Regions from separate parts of the Homo sapiens genome. Here all the other regions are linked to region 1. A link is a contact called in ENCODE Hi-C or POLR2A ChIA-PET data. All regions are on one chromosome and are shown on one strand. The core of a region is the stretch at or near the end of the contact, and the rest is flanking DNA. Distances in the headings are between cores, read along the strand shown.

The links. Hi-C counts contacts between places; a loop is a spot of excess contacts on that map. ChIA-PET counts read pairs that join two places held with the same protein, here RNA polymerase II (POLR2A). Pooled maps may share reads with other maps.
Region 2: a map of naive thymus-derived CD4-positive, alpha-beta T cell shows a loop between it and region 1 (7-fold over the local background). The contact joins the promoter of ETAA1 here to the promoter of SPRED2 in region 1. A Hi-C loop is called at or near these places in 1 of 168 maps with a recorded cell type or tissue (naive thymus-derived CD4-positive, alpha-beta T cell), 1 of 37 single-sample maps with no recorded cell type and 13 of 50 pooled maps. POLR2A ChIA-PET finds 5 or more read pairs at or near these places in 1 of 52 experiments (activated CD4-positive, alpha-beta T cell).
Region 3: a loop to region 1 is called in a pooled map, with 4 times the contacts of the local background. The contact joins the enhancer-like site here to the promoter of SPRED2 in region 1. A Hi-C loop is called at or near these places in 1 of 37 single-sample maps with no recorded cell type and 4 of 50 pooled maps. POLR2A ChIA-PET finds 5 or more read pairs at or near these places in 1 of 52 experiments (H1).
Region 4: a loop to region 1 is called in a map of naive thymus-derived CD4-positive, alpha-beta T cell, with 6 times the contacts of the local background. The contact joins the enhancer-like site here to the promoter of SPRED2 in region 1. A Hi-C loop is called at or near these places in 1 of 168 maps with a recorded cell type or tissue (naive thymus-derived CD4-positive, alpha-beta T cell), 3 of 37 single-sample maps with no recorded cell type and 6 of 50 pooled maps. POLR2A ChIA-PET finds 5 or more read pairs at or near these places in 1 of 52 experiments (OCI-LY7).

What each region holds. Positions count from the first base shown.
Region 1 is chr2:65,430,737-65,434,212 of GRCh38, forward strand. It overlaps SPRED2 (sprouty related EVH1 domain containing 2), which reads right to left and starts at 1,863. Exons shown (of 6, transcript NM_181784.3): 1 at 1,226-1,863. The coding sequence starts at 1,251. RefSeq lists silencers at 206-715, 746-795, 1,566-1,765.
Region 2 is chr2:67,395,761-67,399,236 of GRCh38, forward strand. ETAA1 (ETAA1 activator of ATR kinase) reads left to right here and starts at 1,573. Exons shown (of 6, transcript NM_019002.4): 1 at 1,573-1,911; 2 at 3,409-3,476. The coding sequence starts at 1,689.
Region 3 is chr2:64,112,458-64,115,933 of GRCh38, forward strand. All of the region lies in intron 1 of PELI1 (pellino E3 ubiquitin protein ligase 1), which reads right to left. Among named protein-coding and RNA genes, the nearest start is that of PELI1, 30 kb to the right of the region's middle. RefSeq lists an enhancer at 1,667-1,746. Within about 2 kb of position 1,779, at least 5 of the 41 ENCODE cell types and tissues checked have a DNase peak (open chromatin) inside an H3K27ac peak, as active enhancers do.
Region 4 is chr2:64,325,873-64,329,348 of GRCh38, forward strand. No RefSeq gene overlaps it. Among named protein-coding and RNA genes, the nearest start is that of MIR4433A, 13 kb to the right of the region's middle. RefSeq lists enhancers at 558-667, 2,007-2,166. Within about 2 kb of position 1,724, at least 24 of the 41 ENCODE cell types and tissues checked have a DNase peak (open chromatin) inside an H3K27ac peak, as active enhancers do.

The sequences.
Region 1 (3,476 bases), core at 613-3,112:
CCCGCGCCGCCGCTACCTTGGCTAATGGCAGCACTGAATGAAAGGAACGGATGCAGGCTCCGGATTTATGAATGTGCAGGGGAGGAGGGGAGGGATATCATGTGACAATAAAGGAGCGCGTCTTATTCACAAAAAAAAAAAAGTGGCTGGTGGCGGGCACAGCCACTGAGCAGCAGCGGCGGCCGCCGCGCGGTGACCGCTCAAACCCCAGGCATAAGACTTGAGGCGTCGGGCCCCGCGGCCCCGCCCCCGTCGCACCCGAGACTGAAAACGCCTCAGACCAGGGAGGGAAAATGCCAAACTGGACCCCTGGACCGCGAGGCAGGAGGCAGCTGCACCTCCGCCCCGGGCTGGCGACAGTCACGGGTCCCGCGCGGGGCGGCCCAGGATCCCTCCGGCGGAGCGCCCCGAGCATTGTTCCCCTCGGGCCCGCGGGCCAGGCACAAGCCCGTGCACGCGCACCCGCGAGGACACTCACATACACACACACACACGCGCGCCCCCAGCGCGATGCCCCGCACGCCCCCGCCGCACACGCCTCGGTCCGCCCCGAGCCGCCCGACCCCGCAGGACGCGTGTGCCGGCCACAAGCGCGTGCACAGGCACTCACGCGCCGCGGGGCCCCTCGGGCGGCTCCAGCACGCCGGCCCGCGCGGGGACCCTGGCGCACCAGACCCCCGCGCAGCCCGCGCCTGTCCTCCTCTCGCTCCGCCGTGTTTTTTATGAATGAAAATGTGGTATGCAAATGAGAGCGATTCAAGAAAACGAAATGGCGGAGCCTAGGCCCCAGTGGGCTCCGGAGCGGACTGCAGGGCTCGCGGGGCGGCGGGAGTCACAAAGTCACTGTGCAAAAACCCACCAGCCCCGGGAAGCCGGAGTGGGGGTGTCAGGTCTTCCGCTCTAGCCGCCGAGGATTTCGGGGGCGGGGGAGCTGTAAGTCCTCCGAGAGGGAGCGGAGACCGCCGGGAGGTCACCCGCACGCCCTTGGCCCCCGGAGCTGCCACCAGCCCGCCGACCCTAGGCGTGCGCCCGCCAGCCCGCAGCAGTTTTTGCCCTCTCCTCACTTCAACAAGCAGGGAAGCCTCGCGTCCCAACGCCGAAAGGTCAGCGAGTCGCTGCACCCCACGCCAAGTTCACCCAATAAGCGTCCCCGCCCGCATCCTCAGCCCCGGCCCCCACGCTGCCCCTGAGGGGCACCCTCGTCCCACCCCGCGACCAAACTTACTCGTCTGGGTGTGTTTCTTCGGTCATTTTCTTGTTCACCTAGACGCCTGTCCCGCGGCGGGCAGCTTTGCTCCCTTCATCTTCCTGTCCGCTCGCCCCCCTTCTTCACATCTCCGGAGATCGCCTGATTTGGGGAGGGGGGGCGGCTAGAGATGAAGAGGGCGCCGCAGCAGAAGGGGAAGCAGGGCGCGGGATAGGGTTTGGGGGAAGGGGTGCAAAGGCAGGCTGCGCGGGGAGTGAACGCCGCAGCGCCGTGGGGAGAGGCGGGCGGAGGCTCCGGGGGCTCGGGAGCGGGCAGAGGGGGCGAGATTTGGGAAGGGGACGGCGGTGGGGGAGAGCAGGAGAAAAACAAGCGCGCCTCGGAGCGGCAGGGACTGCTGCGAGGAGGAGGAGAGCGCCGGCCGCGGGTGGGGGGGCTCAGTCCGGGGTCGCCCCCGGGGGGCCGGGCCAATCACGGTTCCGGGGAGCGGTCGGCGGCCGGGGGAGGTGCGCCTGGGAGGCGGTGCAGGGCGCCCCGTCCGAGCCCCATCTCTCGACTCCACCGATTTACTCCATATTGGATTCTCACCGCCGCCAACAGGAGGAGGAAGTAGGGCGGAAGCGATGACGTCTTCCCAGCGGCCAGAGGTGGTGGAGTGCAAAAAGCTTCCTACTTGCGACCGAAAAAAAGGGAGAAGAAAAAAAAAAAAACTTTGTCCCGCCTACTGAGCACGCCCCGCTTCCTCTCCCCCTCCCTCCTGGCTTCCACTCCCGGGGGAGCCGCGGAGCCGAGTTGTTTGCTTGCGCCGCGACCGTCTGGCTCCGAATCCTCCTTGATTAGGGCTCCGGGTTTTAGGAAGCCCGAGAGGAGGGAGGAGGCGGGAGCGGAGGACTCGTACACATCTGGCTCCCGTTTTTGCCCCCTCCCTCCTTCCAAACACCAAGATTAAAAATCGGGGGGTTGGGCGGGGGCAGAGATGGGAAACTCAAGGGAGGGGAGGGAGTAAAACAGCTGAAGAGGTGCTCAGGCTCAGAGGCACAACTACCCCCACCGCGGGGTGGGAAGGTAGGGGCGGCGCAGGTGCCAGGGGCTGGCTTCTCCAGCCCAACCCAACCAGAGAGGGGAGGGGGTTCGACTTTGCCAAGGTTCTGAAAGGCAGAGGCTTTTCCGTTTCACGTGAATCTTGTGATTTTTTTTCTTTTTTGTCTCAATAGAGGAATGGATTTTTGTTTTGTTTTGTTTTGAGATGGAGTCTCGCTCTGTCCTCAGGCTGGAGTGCAGTGGCGCGATCTAGGCTCACTGCAACCTCCACCTCCTGGGTTCAAGTGATTCTCCTGCCTCAGCCTCCCGAGTAGCTGCGACTACAGGCGCGCGCCACCACGCCCAGCTAATTTTTGTATTTTTAGTAGGGAGGGGGTTTCATCATGTTGGCCAGGATGGTCTCGATTTCTTGACCTCGTGATCCGCCTGCCTCGGCATCCCAAAGTGCTGGGATTATAGGCATGGGCCACCGCACCCGGCCAAGGAACGGATGTTTTTAAGAATCATTACTCATGCAAAGAAAAAGGTCAACCCAGCACAGCCCAGAAACGTTTGCATTTCCGTAGAAATTATGGAATTTCTCGCGTTAAGAAGCAGCCCCGGCCGGGCGCGGTGGCACACGCCTGTAATCCCAGCACTTTGGAAGGCCGAGGCGGGCAGATCACCTGAGGTCGGGAGTTCGAGACCAGCCTGACCAACATGGTGAAACATCGTCTGTACTAAAAATACAGAATTAGCCGGGCGTGGTGGCGCGTGCCTGTAATCCCAGCTACTCGGGAGCTGAGGCAGGAGAATCGCTTGACCCCAGGAGGTGAAGGTGGCGGTGAGCCAAGATTGTGCCACTGCACCCCAGCCTGGGCAACAAGAGCAAAACTCCATCTCAAAAAAAAAAAAAAAGAAGAAGAAAGAAAGAAAGAAAAAGAAACAAGAGACATAGTCCCTATCCCTTGCTGCTCTCCAAACACAGTAGACTTTTCCATCCTCTTGAATGTCCATGGGACAATCCAGATACGATGTTAACTAAATAGCAACCACTGAACAGGTTAAGAGATTAAATATTTGCCTCAGGCTGGGCGCAGTGGCTCATGCCTGTAATCCCAGCACTTTGGGAGGCTGAGGTGGGCGGATCACCTGAGGTCAGGCGTTTGAGACCAGCCTGGCCAACATGGCAAAACCCTGTCTCTACTAAAAATATAAAAATTAGTTGGGTGTGGTGGTGGGCACCCATAAT
Region 2 (3,476 bases), core at 323-2,822, 2.0 Mb after region 1:
ATTTGGGGATAAAGTTTGAGGTAAAGGTCATGTTTCTTTCTTTTTCTACATGAACATCAAATAGACCAAGCACTATTTAATTTCAAAAGTCCTTTTACCATTGCTCAGAAGGGTCACCTTTGTCTTAAATCGTGTTCATTTATATGGAAGTCTGTTTCTGTGCTATCCTGTTTCTTTCATCTTTGTCTATCCTGACACCATCATAACACTGTCTTAATTACCATATAAGTCTTGATACCTGGTAGATATCAACCCTCATTATTCTTCGAGAGATCTTCAAGAGTTTATTGATATTTTTGGTCCCTTGCATTTTCATATAAATTTTAGAAAAAACTTACCATGTTACACACACACAGTCACACACTGGGCCTTCATATGTATTTATGTTGAATCTATAGGTCAGTTTGGAAATAGCTGACATTGTAACAATATTGAGTCTCACAACCCATGAACATAGTGTAACCATTTATTTAGGTCTTCGTTTTCTTTCAAAAAAAAAATTTTTTTTTTTTTTGAGACGGAGTCTTGCTCTGTTGCCCAGGCTGGAGTGCAGTGGCGCAATCTCGGCTCACTGCAACCTCCACCTCCCAGGTTCAAGCAATTCTCTGCCTCAGCTCCCAAGTAGCTGGGATTACAGGCACCCGCCACCACGCCTGGCTAATTTTTGTATGTATGTATGTATGTATGTATTTACTTATTTTACACGAAGTCCCCCTCTGTCGCCCAGGCTGGAATGCAGATGCGCGATCTCTGCTCACTGCAAGTGCAGTGGCGCAATCTCGGCTCATTGCAACCTCCGCCTCCCAGGTTCAAGCAATTCTCCTGCCTTGGCCTCCCCAGTAGCCGGGACTACAGGCACGCACCACCATGCCCGGCTAATTTTTTGTATTTTTAGTAGAGACGGGGTTTCACCATGCTGGTCAGGCTGGTCTTGAACTCCTGACCTCGTGATCCGCCTGCCTCGGCCTCCCAAAGTGCTGAGATTACAGGCTTGAGCCATGGCGCCCGGCCTCAAAAATGTTTTATAGTTCTCTTTGTAGGAAGGACAATCTTTAACTTATTCCTAGTTACTTGCTATCTCATGCACTATTATAAATAGTATCTCTTTAAAACTTCAATTTTATATCTGTTGCTAATCTATTGAAACACATTGATCTTTGAATATTGACTTTGTATCCAGCAACTCTTAAATTAATTTAGTAATTTTTTCTACTTTCTTTTGGATTTTTCTATGCACATAGCATCTATGAAAAATTAACTGTATTTCCTCTTCTTGAGAAATTCGAAGACTCTCAATAATCTGAATTTGACTAACGTGCAATTTTCGTTGTAAATTCAATAAAAAGTTGCTAGTGTATTCAATCTTTCCAACTCACAAGCTCCCACTCTCAGTTTACGCGGACCTGACTACTACCCGAACAACCCCCACCAGTCTGGAGGATTTTGAGCCTAGACACTCCTCCAGAGCAGGCTCCTGTCCCGGCTGCGGAAGTGCGCGCGCCCTCGGCACCTTAACAGTTCCGCCCCTCTCCCGGACCCAGCCAATCAGCGGCCGCCTCTTGCGCGCGCCCCACCGACCAAAATGGCGGCTGCCGTTGGTGCGGGGTGCGGTTTGTAGTGCTGTTGCCCTACTCATCCCTTTGCAAAATGTGAAAGAAGAAGCGGCTGGTGGAGGCGGGCCATAGGCAATGAGTCGGCGAAGGAAACATGATGACAGCCCTAGCCCGAAGAAAACGCCGCACAAAACAGTGGCGGCGGAGGAATGCGGCTCGGTGGTCGAGCCAGGGAGGAGGCGGCTGAGATCGGCCCGCGGTTCGTGGCCCTGCGGGGCTAGAGAGGGGCCTCCCGGGCCAGTGCGGCAGCGAGAGCAGCCTCCGACCGCCGCCCTGTGCAGTAAAAGTAACCCCGAGGGTGAGACGTCGGCAGCGCGGCCTGCCTTGGCTTCGGCGCCGCATCCCCACATCCCAGCTTGCAACAGGGAAATCTGGGGTGGGGGTGGAGTCTGGAGCGTGTATTCTGTCTCTGGGATTCACCCCTCGAGAGTCCAAAAATAATCCTATACCACTCCCCGATGGGCTTTTGTCCCCGAACTTCAGCACTACCCCGTTAGGTTTGACCATCCATTTGCCTCCGCCACAGGAATAGGTAATGTGGTTTACCTGTTTGCGGGAGGGCGGCTGCTTTCCAGGCTGCTCCTCCAGTCAGCAGCAGTGGTGGAGTGAGAAGAAACAGCTGATAGGCCCGCTAACCTCAGTTTTTGCCCGGAGAAGTTATTTCTCTTTAAACCCTTTTTTTCCCTGTGACCTGCTTTAGAGAAGAGTTCATAGGAAAAGTTAAAGTTTGTCTCAAAGCCTGGTAGATGTCTCACCTCATTGTGAATAAACCGGAAGTTCCTGTGTGTAACATCCCTCCAAATAAGATACTAAGGATCTCTTTCGTCTCGATTAGTTTTAGGTGTTACTTTTTAAAAGACTTCTAGTAAATCTTAGTTGGAACTGAAACTCATACAAAAGCCTTTATTCTGGAGCATGTTCTTGAAATAGTGCTTTTTTTTTTTTTTTTTTTTTTATACCTTACGTGTCTTTTTTCTTTTGGGAAAGAATCTCGCCCTGTCGCCCAGGCTGCAGTGCAGTAGCACAATCTCGGCTCACTGCAACCTCCGCCTCCCGGGTTCAAGCGATTCTCCTGCCTCAGCCTCCCAAGTAGCTGGGACTACAGGCGTGTGCCACCTCGCCCGGCTAATTTTTTGTATTTTTGGTAGAGACAGGGGTTTCACCGTGTTAGCCAGGATGGTCTCGATTTCCTGACCTCGTGATCCACCCGCCTCGGCCTCCCAAAGTGCTGGGATTACAGCCACCGCGCCCGGCCACCTTACATGTCTTTAATAATACTCCTATAAAGCAATTTGGGAATGAACAAAAATCTTTATAAAAATTTGAAAGTGATTCTAGACAAAAATTCCCAAGCATTGGATCACTAATGGTTTTTGAAGAATGGCAATTAATGTAGATTAGATAGAGTTGGTGAAAGGGGGCTAAACATATTTAGGTTTCTGTTGGGTTACTTTGGATTTTTGAATGTACCTATAAATTACAGATGGTTCCCCAAAGCCTCCAAGACTCAATGGTAATAAATAGAATGACTTAGGTTATACAGTATTGTATTATGCATTCATAAAGCTTCTGGATTATCTAGAAGTGTTTGCTATTTACAATGTGAAGTTTGCGAAGTGCCGCGTGGATTTTTATGTGAAACAAGCATTTCTGTTACGGTTCAGGTAATTATCTCTGGGAAAAAAAATTATCTTGGACTATAAAAGTTAGTCTCAGCTATTTGACCTTGGGGTCTTACGAAGTAAGGTAATGCTTTAAAATGCAACAATTGTTATTTTACTCATATTTTATATAGAAAGGTATGAAACACCAAAGAGAGCGCTGAAAATGGACTCACTGTCATCTTCCTTCAGTTCTCCTAAT
Region 3 (3,476 bases), core at 529-3,028, 1.3 Mb before region 1:
TAAAAAACAAGAGTACGGCTGGCATATACCCTCCATATAATTTCTAGAGCCCTTGGTCAAATTAGCCAAGAAAAACAATATATTTCCAATCAGACATATTCTTACTCTGCTTAGATCTCTTAGAAGGCCTTATCTGGGGATATTTTATCAGTGACATCAAAGTTTCAATCACAGGAACACATTCAATCTTGGCTTCTACTTCTGTATTTGATAATCTAAACCCAAAATAAAACACTTTTGTAGTACCAGTTATTTATATACATAAATGACCCAAGATAGTTTTCAAAATTTAAAAATGGCATATAATCAATCAATATACAACTGGCCTTATTAAACTGCAAATAAAATGCTGTGACAGCTATTCTTCCTGGAACTTTTTTTTTTATGTGTTCTCTGAAGAAAGATTCATGATCTTCCCAAAGGTTTATACTCTTTAACAAAGACCAGTACCTAGACAATGCTTTCCTACTCACTGTCTTTATATATTCTCTCTATATTTTAAAATCTGAGTAAAAGAATTCTTCAAAATGAATTCCTAGGCTGGGCATGGTGGCTCATGCCCGTAATCCCAGCACTTTGGGAGGCCAAGGTGAGAGGATCACTTGAGGCCAGGAGTTTGAGACCAGCCTGCGCAACATAGTAAGACTCCCGTCTCTACAAAAGATTTAAAAAAAAAAAAGTAAAAACAGAAAACATTAGCCAAATGTCATGGCATGCACCTATAGCCCCAGCTACTCAGAAAGCTGAGGTGGGAGGATCACTTGTGCCCAGGAGTTTGAGGCTACAGTGAGCTGTGATCCTCCAGCCTGGGTGACGGAGAGAAACTCTGTCTCAAAAAAAAAGAAAAAAAAAAAAAAATTCCTGAAGTCATGTACTTGAGAACTTTAAATGAGTATGTACATAAAAAACATCCGAATGTCTCGATTACTGGCTTCATTTGTTGGTCTTCAATTAAGTTAGTTTGACCTCATGTATTCAGCCCTATCCCAATGTTATCTAGCACCAAGAACATGAAATAGCACCATTAATTCTACTCAAGACTAGAAGAAATGCTAAAGAAAATCTTCCTAATAAAACTGTCTTCTATTTTATCTATTACTTTGAAACTTTGCTTGATACTCGAAAGCATGTTGCTCTCATTAGCAGGAACTAAACTTCCAGAGTTAAAAAAAAATTTTAAAATAAACATATTCTGGAATAGTGTTATTTTCTTTGTGGGCTGGGAGAACATGAAAAGTTACTCATAAAATATGTATTTATTAGGAATAGTATTATTAATTTGACTGTTAAACATTCTAATCATTTCCTTTTTAAGGGCCAGTGAAATACAATTATTTTCATATCAAGTCTTCCCAAAGGAAAGACTTTGTATAATATCTGTCAGTTTCACCTAAAGAAGAAAAACTGAGAAATCAATCTTTGTCTCTCAACCTAACAAATGTTTTCTTTCATTATTTACATCACACACAGCCTTTTGCTTACTACCTACTAAACACAAGTACAAAATTCCTGCCCTAAAAAAAAAAGCAAAACAAATACTAAGCAAGGGACAAAACAAATCTTATGCAGATTGTTTACATATCTTCTGAGCACTTCTATTTTAGTGGGCAAGTGGGTAGGCATAATGGGGTACTGAGAAAAAAAGGAAAATGTTTTAAAACATGAAAATGTTATAACATTTTTTTATGATGAAAAACAATGTGGACTGCATATATTATCTCAGATAAAACAGATTTCCATCTATACTAGAGTTTCCTTGTGGCTGATTTCAAAAGGATGACTCAAACAGAAAGAACTGCTTTAGTATGTTTGCGGTGGAACCATTTTATGAAACCAATTCAGCTGATGACTGGAGTTTAATTCATAGCAGTTTCTTGATAAGAGTGAAAATTTAATCACCTTCTTCATTCTTTTGCAACCAGCAGGAGTAACACATAGCATTTTTACATAAAAGGAGAAATAATGGTGTGCAGTAGTAGTTGGAGGTTACTACTTTCTGCTAGTGTCTTTTAGCTTCTCAACACAGCAGTGGAGGAAGTGAAGTCTATGTTCCCCTTCCCAAGATACAGGACACCACCTGTGTAAATTCCCACCCTCCTCTCTTAGAGAAGCCAAATAGCATGCTGATAGTATATCACCTACAGGGATAACTTATTTCATCCTGATGGAAAAGGAGTTAACATCTTTCCTAGGGACAGTATTTGTTCCTTTAACTGGGGCTTCTCAACTTGGGCATTACTGACATTTTGACATTGTGGGGCACTGGCCTGTGCATTGTAGGGGGTTCAGCAGTATCTCTGGCCTTTCTGTTCTACCTAGATGCCAGTAGAACATTCTAGTTGTGACTTTAAAAATGCCTCAACTTCCTATCTCCCCACTACTCACTCCCCTACCTTGTGAGAACCACTGCTCTAATCTTGAAGACAACATACATTGTTCTTAGGATGGAAATTTCCCCTTTTTTTGGCATACTTCTTGGCACACAGTAAGGTACTTAATGTTTGCTTACTAACATTATACTGATACTGATAATAAAAGGTTATTTATACTAAGACTTGTGTTAGTAAAGGCCGTGTAGTTGAAGGCGGGTGTAGTTTCAGTATTTTACTAGAATTGATAGGGGCTGAGAGTGAGAATGAGAATCTTGCCTTGATGGCAATTAATGATTAATGTTTCTGTACATTTAAAATATTTTAATATTGTGGCTACCTCTCTCAAATGGTTGAAGGAAAGCGACTAGAGCTGGAGTGGCCACAGAAGTAGCTATAAGGCTACTGCTGGGTAGCCTGCTGTTTAGAGAAAGGCAAATCTTTGGAGGCTAGATAAGTATCTTCTGGACTAAGGGGCCCATATTTAGAAAAATTAAAAGCAGGTTTTGGCAAGCATGGGAGAATTCTTTTAGGTCAACAGAGGGTGTCAATTTGAATCAACCTTGGGGTAAGGTCTATCTTGAACTTGCATAGAATGGTAATTAGCCAAATGCTTTCACGTAAGATTATTTTATTTGACCCCCATAATAGCCCTGTGAATTGGGTAGGAAAGTCTGAACTCTATTTTCCAGATAAGGGAACTGAGTAGGTCAGAAAAGCCCAGTGACTGAAGGCCAAAGAACTCTGGCAGAGCTAGGACTGAGATCCACATGTTAACTCAACATACATTACCCCATTTAATTTCTATTACAACTATAAAGTACAATCATTTGTCCCCATTTTATAAATGGAGAAACTGAAGCTACCAGAGGTAAAGTGGTCCAGATTTTCTAATGTCATTACTCCACACCCTAGACAAGGTAGAATGGGGCTAATTCCTAAACAGACTAAAAGACCCTATTACAGGACCATTTAGAAGACTAGAATGTATTCACATGTAAAATAAACTGTAAAAAAGTTATACTTCAGCATAGATTAGTAACAACTATTCAATTATGAGTAGTGCTGAGATTATCTGAACCTTTGTCACTTCCTCAATGTTCATTG
Region 4 (3,476 bases), core at 474-2,973, 1.1 Mb before region 1:
CAGAGAGAGAGTCCTGGCATGTGTGAGACCAGACATGGTTCCTAAATCCCAGATTCCTATAGCTTCTTTTTCAATTCTGAGTCACCTTGGGCCAAGCCACAGAGGTGAGCAAAGAGTTCCCATTTTACTTAAGCAGCCTGAGTTGAGGTTCCATAATTTGCCATTGGTCCCATGAGGATGTGAGGCCGTGATGCCGTAAGTCCACGTGGCAGGAGAACTGGGTGGACAGTAACCTTTTAGGTGCCCACAACTGAGAAGTGAGAATGTTCTCAGAGCACCCCTGGGTCTTAGTCACTGACATTTAAACAGGCTGCAAAACATCTTTCACCTGCCTCTTACATGCCCTCTATGAGTTACATATTGTGGCTTACCACCGAAAGTAACACCTCCCTTCTGAGTCTCAAAGACAGCAAGGCAAGCTGAGAACTTGGAGATGTGTATTAGTGAGAGGAACCTCCCACTGGTTTAGATCAGGGAGGACATCCCGTGGTCTGCTCAGGTCAGTCATGCCCCAGGCCAGCAGCTGGAAGGACAGCAGAGTGGGCTCAGTGAGCAGTGAATATAACCCAGAAAATAGATGTTCATCTCAAGGGCAGTCTCTGGGCGTCATGCATCTTTGGACCCCCAGGGCTGAGTGCTGCATCAAGGAGTCTGAAGTTCTTTAAGGTCCCAGTGAATGGAACGGAATCTGCCCCAGCTGGTAGCGTGTCCCCGGCTGCACTAAATGAGATTCTGTGGGGTACGGGGAAAGGCATGAGAACTTTAGGCCCCTGAGGTCAGGGAGACACAGCCAAATAGCTCAGATACAAAGTGTCTTGGCAGGCACAGAGGGGTGTAGCAGTGAGGTGAGTGGGCGGGGAGGGGGTGCATTTTTTGCTAGTGTGCCCAGTTTTGTTGACAAAAACGGTAGCATCTGAGCAGGACCTTGACCAGCTGGTGGGATGCAGGGTGAGTGATATGCGCAAGATGTGGTCCTGGGCCAGCACCATCAGCATCGTCTGGGAACTTGTTAGAAAGGCAGAGTCTTGGCCAGGCGTGGTGGCTCACGCCTGTAATCCCAGCTCTTTGGGAAGCCGAGGCGGGCGGATCACAAGGTCAGGAGATCGCGACCATCCTGGCTAACGTGGTGAAACCCCATCTCTACTAAAATACAAAAAATTAGCCAAGTGTGGTGGCATGTGCCTGTAGTCCCAGCTACTCAGGAGGCTGAGGCAGGGGAATCGCTTGAACCCGGGAGGCAGAGGTTGCAGTGAGCCGAGATCGGCCCAGTGCACTCCAGCCTGGCAACATGGGACCAGGCGGGCAAGGCAGGCAGGCATCTGATTGCAGGATCCCCAATACCAGATTTTAGAATCATGTCATTTTTCCATACCACTGAGAAGCTCCTGAAAGTTTTTGAAGAAGAGTGAGTCATTCATTTATTCACTCAGCTAATATTTATCAAGCACCTACCACGTGCCAGGCCCTACACTGGGCACCAAGATCCAACAGTCAACGTGCCCACATTAGCTAAGGGCAACTTTTAAGCAAGGGCTTATTCAGAGACAAGATTGCTATTGTCTGTGTTTTCCATCTGATTTGCGAATGGAACATACACCTGCTGTGCTCTCCAGAAACAACTCTGCTGCTTGTCTCTGACAGAAGCGCTTCAGTTGAGCATTTATGGAAGTTTCTAACAGTGGTGATGTGAATGGATGACAGAAAGCAGGCGCGTGCGCACACGCAGTTTTCAAAGGCTGGGGGCCAGTGGGAGAACGCATTTTCTTTCAGGTCTGTGCTGCCTGCCAGGGAGCTGCTGTTCTCGTGCGGCATCTTAAGATGGCCCTGGCAGCCTTTGGCTTTTGCCTTGTGAGGGTCAATGGGCTTCAGGTGTTTCTGTGTTGATCTAACAGTTTCAGGAAGCCGTGGGCTGGGAGGGTGGGGGTGAGCGAGGGGAGGAGTGGGGAAGGGAAGGAGGAAGGCTGTGGGTAGCTTCTCTTCTGTTCTCACATGACAGCTCTGATGAAATTAGAGTGTGATCTCAAAGACAAGCTGGTCTTTTCATCTGAATTAAATGAAATAGGCCAATATGCTCTTCTAGAAGATCAAACATACCCAGGACAATGTTCAATCCTCTTTCTTTGTCCCACTTTGGGACAAAAACCAAACTGGGGAAAAGAACGGGGAGGCTGGAGCGCCTGCTGGGGCCCCTTCTCTGCCCACACGGCTCCTCTTGGGTTCTGGGCAGGCTGAGCTTAGCGGGCATTGCCCTCTGCTGGGGCATATCAGGAGAAATGAGCTAAGGCCAGGGGTGGTCCTATCAGGTGGCAGAGGACAGGATTTGGACGAGTCGCAGGGCTATTACTGATGGAGATTTAGCACTCTGGCCTCTGAGAAAACAGCCAGGTTTCTGATCTGCCCAAGCCCTCTGTCTCTCCTGTCAGGGGCCTTCTCAGCACCCCCTAAACATTCCAATTCCTCTCCTACTCCAGTCTATTCCCTTCTTTCTCTGAATGGTCCATAGCTTATCCCAGGTCTGTGGGCAGAGGGGAAAGAAACAGAAGGGAGAGCTGAGAAATCTCTCCCGCCCAGCACAGTCGGTATCACAAGCTCTGTGTCCGGTTTCCTTGTCCTATATTTGGTAACACGACAGTGGCCTTTCTGACTGATGCGAGCCCCTGTTCTCTTCACTCCCTGGGGATTGCTGATAGGAGGCCAGCATTTCAGTAGGCAGCGCATCATCAGCCCTACCACGGATCTTATTTTAAACTAATTACATTACTGAAGGGTGGGTAGGAGGGAGGAGAAGGGGTAATTATAACCGGGGAATTTTTTTTTAAAGGCCTAGTTTCAAAAATCTCAGACTTAATTTAGTAAATTTCAATTACAGAGAGTTACTAAGCTGAAGATCATTTGCATTACATCCTTAATTACTACTTCATTTGTATCTGAGATCATCAATAGAGATTCTTGGGAATGTGTACTTGGAATAAGTGATTGATCCTAATGAGGCCTTTGTTCCTCCCAAGCCTCACTTAGGAAGCTATTTCTTCCCTCTTGCAGAGGCACAGAGTTTGCCAAGCCAGGTGGAGACACCCTAAACTAGAAATGGAGCCTGAGGTTTTCAAACTGGTTTTGCCAGAGGCTGCAAGACTCTAAGCTCTGTCCTGATGTTCCCCAACAGGCATTAATTGCTCTCCCCTGAATGCATTAGCACTGCCAGACTATTACGGATGATTAGCCTCCGTGCCCAGCTACAAACGTCCATCTTTCTTAGTTGGTAGCAGAGGAAATAGCCTTTTAGGACCTTCTCCTTGCACAGGATGGATGCCGTCCTGGACCTTCCTGCTTCTGCGTTTCCCGCCACCTTTAAAGAAAGTGCATCCAGCAGTCCTGGCCACTGGGTCTTTATTGGAAAAGCTGTTTTCCAAGATGATTTAACTCTGAAAAAAAAAATGAAAAGCCCACAAGAACTGAAGACCCTGTGTGCGTGTGTG